Linked DNA regions of Homo sapiens: region 1 is linked to region 2. A link is a contact called in ENCODE Hi-C or POLR2A ChIA-PET data. All regions are on one chromosome and are shown on one strand. Each heading gives the region's core, a stretch centred on a gene start or an enhancer-like site at or near the end of the contact. The rest is flanking DNA. Distances are from core to core; before and after follow the strand shown.

The links. A loop is a pair of places that touch in the nucleus more often than their neighbours do. ChIA-PET counts read pairs that join two places held with the same protein, here RNA polymerase II (POLR2A). Pooled maps may share reads with other maps.
Region 1: a pooled map shows a loop between it and region 2 (5-fold over the local background). The contact joins two enhancer-like sites. A Hi-C loop is called at or near these places in 11 of 168 maps with a recorded cell type or tissue (B cell, GM12878, Right ventricle myocardium inferior and 8 more), 21 of 37 single-sample maps with no recorded cell type and 20 of 50 pooled maps. POLR2A ChIA-PET finds 5 or more read pairs at or near these places in 17 of 52 experiments (AG04449, AG04450, B cell and 10 more).

What each region holds. Positions count from the first base shown.
Region 1 is chr12:94,301,989-94,306,427 of GRCh38, reverse strand. It overlaps PLXNC1 (plexin C1), which reads right to left. Exons shown (of 31, transcript NM_005761.3): 29 at 2,532-2,672; 30 at 2,377-2,451; 31 at 1-1,247. The coding sequence ends at 1,143. It also overlaps a transcript of CEP83 not described here. Among named protein-coding and RNA genes, the nearest start is that of PLXNC1-AS1, 130 kb to the right of the region's middle. RefSeq lists a silencer at 501-600 and an enhancer at 1,215-2,094. Within about 2 kb of position 1,554, at least 3 of the 41 ENCODE cell types and tissues checked have a DNase peak (open chromatin) inside an H3K27ac peak, as active enhancers do.
Region 2 is chr12:94,265,032-94,269,416 of GRCh38, reverse strand. It overlaps PLXNC1 (plexin C1), which reads right to left. Exons shown (of 31, transcript NM_005761.3): 21 at 4,192-4,338. It also overlaps a transcript of CEP83 not described here. Among named protein-coding and RNA genes, the nearest start is that of PLXNC1-AS1, 91 kb to the right of the region's middle. Within about 2 kb of position 1,861, at least 4 of the 41 ENCODE cell types and tissues checked have a DNase peak (open chromatin) inside an H3K27ac peak, as active enhancers do.

The DNA of each region.
Region 1 (4,439 bases), core at 305-2,804, 37 kb before region 2:
AAAAAGAAAGGCATGAATAAAATGGGTATTTTAAATTCTTTCTCCTGCGAGGAATACTTTCAAAAAGTACATAGTAAGACTAAGATACCAAGTTGTATACTAATATTTTTCAGGCCTTGGGCCTCAAATATATATATTTATATATAATACTCCAGTGTGAACAGCAATTCGATAAAATGTAAAATGTATCTTTTTTTTTTTAAATCACACACAAGTATTCATAACCACAGGGTTCACCAGAAATCTAAAGCAAGGAGACACTCACTCATATAGAAATGGAGTTACTCTTCCACAGATCGTTCTGATCAAAGGTTTTGGAACAGAAATGAATTAATGATTTTTTTGTATAATATCCAACATGTCCACTATCAAATACATTTAGTATGAAAAAACAGATGAAGAAAAGGAACATACATTAGGACAAAGTATCTGGTTAAAATGCTGTTCATTTAAATAAAGCCCACTCTCCTTACTTTAGAGCTCCTTGGTGAAATGGAGGTGAGTTTGATGGAGTGCAGTTGATGACCACTGAAAAACACGAGCCCTTTCAACAATGTTGCAACACTGTTAGTTTTTGGTTTAAACACACACACACACTCACAAATGCTAAGTGTACACTACCAAATTCTGCGGTCAGCTTTTCCAAGAACTACTGGGGAAAGTTTCAATGCTGCAAATCCTCGAGGTTGCCCTAACACCCCCACCTTGTTTCCAAATGACTCATTTCACATTTTGTTTTGAGCACTGGCAGTATCCCTTTACAATGCAGAGGTGCAGTGTAGCACAAGTGCTACATAGCTGTAGTTTTCAAACAAAACCACTTATATCATTGTGCTTAAGTGGAGACTGTAGTTACAATACTGACATTCGCTTACTGGCCTTGTATTCTCTGTAAACAAGGAGGCTGTTTGCAACAACCACTTCAACTCTATTTACAGAAGGGTTCCCACGGTATACACACAGGCACAAGGGTTGGTATGCTTTCTAAAAGCTGTGCATGTGCCTTGGTCTCTTAAAAAGACAGTGCCCAAAGTGGAACCTATGTGCAAACAACAAATTAACGACACAGAGTAGCTCAAGCAGCCATTTTGCTCCCAAGTCGTCTGAAGAACTTTGCCAGATTAAGCCAGGCCCCAGAGTGCTTACATCCACTTGCATTTCTTCTTTTCATCAAATAAGACTTTTACATGCAAGAGTTGTTTCTGAGCTTCTTCCAGCCCTCGTTCTCTTTCTAGTTTATTTAGAATCTGTTGACAATTAGAACAGTTATTTTAGATATTGTGGTTTTAGCGTTACAATTCTGTTTTTTGCATACCTGATGCTGTGAGTGGTAAAATCTGTATGAAACAGATGCCAACATTTTCTTCCATCATTTACATACTCACTTTGCAAGTTGTTTTGCTAAGTCCTTATCACAGGATCAACAATACCTTGGCTTAAAATAGAAGCTCGCAAGAAATACCAACTATTTGCTTACAAATATGGGGCCAGGCTTCCTAGGCCCTGCTTTATGCATTATGTCACAGCCATTCCAAGCACAGCAAGCATTCCTGGGCAGCCAACATGCAGGCAAGTATTTCTCCTTAAATGCAGCAGGCAGGGACATCCTGGTCAGAGACAGATCCTTCCCTTCCCTCCCATCTGGGCAGTGTAGTCCCTCCTCGTGCTTCCCTTCTCTCCCCTGACCCCTGGAACGAGGGATGCTTATCATGTTTAAGAACTCATTGCCTCTACCCTACCTTAGAGCTTCACTTCATCTTCAAGTAGCAAATGGAATTGGTGAGCTATTCTCACCATTGACATGGATAGCCTGTCCCAGCATGATTGGGGGGGAATCAGGGAAGGGGGAGTTAACATTTGTTTGGAAACAAAGCATCTGATGAATGTGTCTGTTTGAATTTCCAAAGAAAAAAACCCAGATTAAGGAGAATTAATCATAAAGGAGAATGGTTTATTGAAATAGTCGCTTAAGTTAGAAATATGTCATAATTTCATATAACGATTGAATACAGAATCTAGGCAATTTAACAAGCTTAGCTTTCATTTTTAGCAAATTACAATCAAGCATAAGCTGACCCCATTTAATAGGGCCACTACTTACTCATCAAAGTTAACTTGAGTCAGGGTGGCTGTAGGCCCCATGAACTCAAATGTAAATTCAGGCTGGTCCAAATGTGGGCAGCATGATAAAACTGTAAGGGGGGCAGCCATGTACAGGGTCTGGCTCAGTGCCAGGATCCCCCATCTCAGACAGGCTTCCTGGCTTCCCTTTCTGGCCTTTTGGGATGCCAGAGCTGTTCTGAAACTGACAGAATGCTATAACCACATCCTTGTGCCTGATTCAAAGGTTAAAAACAATGTTATTTAAAATCTTACCTCATCAAAATATTTTACGATGTATTTGTAAATTTCTGTCAAGGCCACTTCTTCATTAAATTCATTTTCATGTTTCTAAAAGAAAGACTTGTTGAGAGATTCTGAAATGACGTAAAGTAACCAAATATAAGCTTATTTCTGCTTTCTAATGATACCTTAGATTCCTGAGTTAAAAATTCTTCCATTTCTGAGGATGACAATGGAGGCAAATCCCTGATTGCTTTGTAATAAGATTTTACTTCTTCTTTGTAGGTTGGGATATCCTTGGCATAGAGAAGCTTATTAGTTGGTGCTTCCTGGGGAAAAAAAAAAAAAAAAAGCAACCATCACCAAAAGAGTAAAAAAAAAAAAAAAAAAAGATGGAGGAATTTATAATATTCCAATGTAGCTGAACCCCCACCACCAACCAGTTTTACCTCTTGCTAACAAGGCTTCATGCAGTAGGCCTTAAATGTTGTTGACTGAATGACTGACTGCTATCTAGATAGTTCTGGTGAGTCACTGTTATTTTCAGGCAGATTAAATGCTAATATATTCTGCCTTCCTCTCATAAAAGAACTAAAATTATTATTTTTGCATGATTTTGAGTTACTGTAACAATGGAACTTATTTCAATCATAGTTCATTACTAATGGTTGTAAAAAGCCTGAATTAAAACATTTGCTCTCATCCTCACCCACCAGTGAATTTGGCATTTACAAAAGACTTGATTGTAGGTCTGATTGAGCCCTTTATATAACCATGAAACTGGTAAGTAATTGGCAGAGGCAGATTTTCCAGCTTGTCCCTTTTATTTCATTAGATTATAGACATCATCCAGTTTCTTCAGGGAAGCACATGGTCATTAGTATTGGTGGCTCTGATGTGTGATTTTGCAGAGGTTCTCTGGCAATTTGAATGATTCTACGTAATTATAACAGTGATATTTAAAAATTAAATATGATTTTATTTTTAAAAATCATTATTTTTCACAAAACTTTAAAAAATTCTACTCAGGGAAGATAGGTAAGTTAATGATAGGGCTAATGTCCCAGCCCATGAGGCTGAATCAATGGCTTGATGAATCATTCTGAAGGATGCCTAGAGACTGAGATATTATTGAGATTTTCTCATTTGTCAAATTTAAGTGGAACCCAGAAATCATGCTATCATTCATTCATTCAATAAACATTATTAAGCACTGGAGCAGGCATTGAGAGTACAATGATAAAGACTAGTGGCTGCCCTTGAGAAGCTTACAATCTAGTTGCAAAGACAGATTTATGAAGTGCTTACTATGATACAAATAATTAGCAGCAGTAGTTGACAGAAAGAGTTGGACAAATCAGAAATCATAATTCTGCTACTTTGTGTGGTTTCAGGCAAGACTTGTAACCTCCCAGAACATCAATTTTCTCATCTATAAAATGAGGGTAATAATAACTACCTTATTTGGTACTTGTGAGGATTAAGTGAAGTGTGTCAAGAACATAATTCATAAACAACTGTTTTTAGTGTGAACAAACATTTAAGTGCCTTTCAGTGTGCTGCATGCTAAGATGAACTTTATTAGTCAAATGAAGAAAGTGCTGTAGGAAATATATTGGGGAAAGTTCACAAAGTAGGCATATGTAGACTGATCTGAGTCTCCTACAGTTTCTGGTCCTCATTAGGAAATCATATTTGTCGAATGAATAAAATGTTTATGATGAATGAATGGGTAGGATTTTACTAGACAGAGGGACTGTGAGACAGGAAAGATGAGCAAAGGGGTGTGAGAACAAGTTCATGGTGTGAACTTGGGAAAAGTAAAAGCTGTAGCACAGTGGGTATGTGGGGCGTGCAAGAAAATAACGAGGCCAGCAAAGAGGGCTGAAGCCCATCAGGAAGCACTATGTGGCACTGTGAAGACTTTAGCTGGTAGGTAATGGGAAATAGTTGCAATTTTTAAGAAGCAGACTGACATCATCAGATTTATGTTTTAGAAAGATTACCTGAGAGACAGTGAAAAGGAAAAGTTTAGAAGGAAAGGTGGACAGCAGGGGCAAGGACACCAATTAGGAAGCAGTTATCCCAGTAGGGAC
Region 2 (4,385 bases), core at 612-3,111:
TAACTGCTAGAGAAAGAGACAGACTGGGGTAGGCTGGCATAAACCTTCAATAAATCAAATTGGAGGCATTAATATTTCTGCAGGCATGTACTTGTGCTTTTTCAAGAATTTCTAATAATCTTGAAAACTTTCTTATAGATAGGAGAATGAAGGCAATAATATTTTTGTCGGAACAGTTTTCCAGGGTGCCAAGATGCTCTCTCTCAGATACAGCAGATTGGCAAGCTCGTTTTCTAAGAGTTCAAAAAACCATTTCACACTTAACTTTGATTACAAGTCAACCTTCTCTTGCTAATTCAGCACGCTTGCTACGAGTTATTGGTTTTTCTCATCTCTTCCTGAAAGTGAAGCAAATGTCCCTTCTCCCATGTGAAATCCTCAAACTTTCACTAACTCCTCCAAAGTTCCACTCTTGACAAAACGTAAGCTGAGTGAGTCTGAGATACTCCATCAACAAAATCAAACATGTTCAAAATTTTGCAAAGGGGAAAAAAACCCAGCAGAGCAATAGGTCTTATTATCGGCCGGATGCAGTTGCTCACACCTGTAATCCCAGCACTTCGGGAGGACAAGGCAGGTGGATCACTTGAGGCCAGGAGTTCAAGACCAGGCTAGCCAACACGGCGAAAACCCGTTTCTACTAAAAATACAAGCATTAGCCTGGCATGATGGCAGGTGCCTATAATCCCAGGTATTTGGGAGGCTGAGGCAGGAGAATCGCTTGAACCCCAGAGGCGGAGGTTGCAGTGAGCCAAGACTGCGCCACTGCACTCCAGCCTGCACTAGAGTGGTATTCCTTAAATTAAAAAAAAAAAAAAAAAAAAAAAAGGTCTTATTCTCTTCCAGCTGTCTGATCTGAATTCCTAGATATTAAGGAAAGACTAAAGTCCTGTGTGTGCACAGCCCTACCCCTGGTGCTGACATTAGGGAGGATGCAGATATCAGGGCATTCTGTCTCACTGTTGCCTCATTAAACACCAGCCTGGAATGCTTGATAGAGAAGGATGGTTTCTTATGGTCCTGGAGGAAGTATGGCTCTAGGGGACTTTGCTTGGATTTTTGGCAAGACAGAGGAATTTTCTTCTCAATATGCAAGAAGAGAACATTACTTCCCAGGGCCTCTTTGTTAGTGTCATGATTTCATGTATAAGAAATTGGCAAGATGCCTTTATGTTCTAGAAAATCCCCCACACCTCAGGGAGAACACATCCTCATCTGAGAGGTGTGAAAGCTAACTTTTAGATTGCTATATGAGGTGCTGTGCTTCTGAGCATTTAGCTGAACACGAGTGTGGGGGCCTTTTTTCCAAACGTGTCCCTGCCTTGGCACCAGGTTCTGTCATTTCAAGTGGTTCGTGAGGATGCTCTTGATTTCCGACTTTCCTTTCCTTGAAAGAATCTGCCCCCAACCTCCCACCTCCCCAGCACACAAGGACACACAGAATCAGTTTGTTCACCGCACCTTGGTTTTCAATTACATAAACCACCTCAGGCAAATTTGGGAAATCAAGTCCTAAAATGGCTGGGTGTACATGCTTGGGAGGGGTAGGTGGGGGAAGTGAAAAAGAAGGGGAGGAGGGAAGGGAGGAAGAAAGAAAATTAGAAATATGGTGGTTCAGGCTGGGGGAAATGCCTGAAAGGAAATGAAAAACTTAAATTTTTTATATTGACCTTCTGCTAACAGTTTGTCACACAAGCATAGAACGGATCATGTGCCTTCTCTGCAGCTTCTCGTACAACTGCCAACCATGAAAGGGGGGCTGGGCCAGGCCCCATAAGAGGCACTAACAATCATTTTTAAAGGCAAGGCCCCTAAAAACAAGTGGCCCATTCCTTTTCAAGGCTCAAATCTTATGTACCGGCAAATCTGAATTTGAAAAGGAAGATTTATGTGGATTTCTGAAATCATGATTTTCCATTACCCTTTTCCCCAGGGGCTATAAAGAAAAAAAAATTTCAAGAGTCGACATGAATTCCTTCAGCATCAAGTAACATTATGATGATGAGTCGAGTGTTAACAAATCAGAAACACATGGTCTTAATTGACTGTGAAATAAATAATGTTTCGAAATGAAAGGGAGAAAACACGTTCAGATGTAAAGCATTAAAAAGGCTTCAAAACCTCAAAAGTTGCCTCAGACATCTGACCTCTTCCTGATTCCAACCCATCTTCTCCTTTCCTGTCTTTCCTGTTTGGGTCCGGTGTTGTCTCATGACTGAAATGCTGGAGGATTCCCGACTATAATCATTTGCAAATATTTCTCTTTGGAGACCTTTGGGGCTTCTAAAACGTCTTAAAGTAAAGGCATGAACATCTTCTAGGTTAGGAATAACAAGCCCAGGATCAGCGAAAGGTGAGTCAACAGGCCCTGTGCAAAGTTTGTCTCTTGTTCTCCAAGATACCCAGTGGTGTCCAGGCTGAACACACATCAGAGATATCTGGAAGGTTTACAAAATACATCCACGCCTGGGCTCCCTCCCCAGAGATTCTGATTCAGTCAGTCCCGAGGGAAAGCCCGGGCACTGGTATATTTGCACCTGCATTTTAAACAAGGGTTCAATGAGATCTGGATCAAATGGAATAAAGTTTTAGGTAGCACTCACATGCCTGGCAATGTTCTAAGTGCTTTTTATAATACTGACTCTTAATCCTCAAAACACCTCATGAGATGGGTAGGAACCATGACCATCATTTCCATTTCACATGTGAGGAGAATGAGGCATAGAGAGGTTTAGAAACTTGCCCAACATTACACAGCTAACCAGTGGCAGAGGCAGGATTCCAAAATGTCTGGCCCCAGAGTCCATGCTGTTAACCACTCTACCAACAGTTGTTAAGCAGCACCCGCAGCATCAGGAAGCTGGTTAGGGAAGTGAATTCTCAGGCCACAGCCTGGATTTACTGCATCGGAAACTCCAGCATGCTGCCTAGCGACTGGTGTTTAGTGAGCTTTCTGGGCGATTCTGCTAGATGCTCAAGTTTGAGAACCAATGCAGCCCACTCTCCGGCCTCTCAGATGTGGATGGGTGTATTGATACAATTCAGAACGCTGAGAAGTGTTGACTTTCAGCTCAGCTTCCCGCTCTCGGATGGCAGCTGTGCATGGTGCCATCTTTGATGGAGAAGTGAGCCGCATCTGGCAGTGGCAGAAAACTTGAAACAGCTGACCTACGGACTATTCTCCCACCAGAGGACATAACCATAACACGCTCCACGGCAAAGTGGTGCCTTCTCCAATTAGGGAATGAATTCTTCCCAGATGACACTGCAGTCCCCACCATCCAGAGCAAAGCCACAGAAGACTCAGCTCTCTTAATGAGCAATTCCCAAACCCCACTGTAATCTTTTCCTCCTCCACTAACGAGATCGTGAAGAAGCCCAGAATCTTCATAAAGCTAAAGATCAAACCAAAACACAGCAATCTCTTCTCCAAGTCTCTACTAACAGAAAAGCATAGAAAATTCCTAATTCTAAAGTTACCTTCCCTGCTTGGCTCCCTCTCTGAAATTCCCAAATGTGCCCCAAACTGGGCTTTCTTTCTTTCTTTAGGAAGAGCATGGGGTGGGTGCGGTGGGGATGAATTAGAAAGAAGTTCTCAAGCGGGTGAAACCCTCCAGCAGCTAGGCAATCATCTTCCTGTAGTGATTTACAGCGTTCCTCTAAAAATATCTATGAGATCACAGTACATTAAGTGCATGACACCAAACATTTGTAACTAATCCATGAAAATAAAGGGCGTCACGTTGCATGGGGAACGTGGTGGAATTTGTCTTGTGTTATCATTCTAAAATAAGACGGCCTCAATTTGATTGAAATATATCTTCACACATTGTCTTCCCAGAGCAGAGCCATTTGAGAAATTCTGATTGCAATTATAAGTGCTGAATAGGGAGTACTTTGCATTTCCTTTGACGACACTGAAAGTTATAAGCAATCCTGATATTAAAATCTTTGGAAATTGATGAGTACCCCAGGCATCATTACAATATTTTCTCCCCCAATCTCAGTAATTAAAATCTATTATGTGAACACGTGTTAACAGTTTTATCAACTACTGTTTTTAATTAACTAAACACACAGGGCCTCCCGCAGTAGAGATGATACCGTTTCATTGTAAATGACCCACCTCACCCTCTAATTCCCCGCCAGATTTATTTGGGAGTCTGGCTGGGAGCTTTATTGAAAACATACCACAGTACTGAATTCCGGAACCTGCCACAACAGCCAGTCTTCATTAAGTGTGTACAGGGCTTTGCAAGTGATTACATCCACGGGACCCTTGTTAATTTTCTGGTTCAGAGTCGTCACCAGCAAATAGAAGGGCTCTCCGACAGTCTCCTTGGAAAAGACACAAAAGTGACAGTTAGCTTTCTGTGGAATCCACT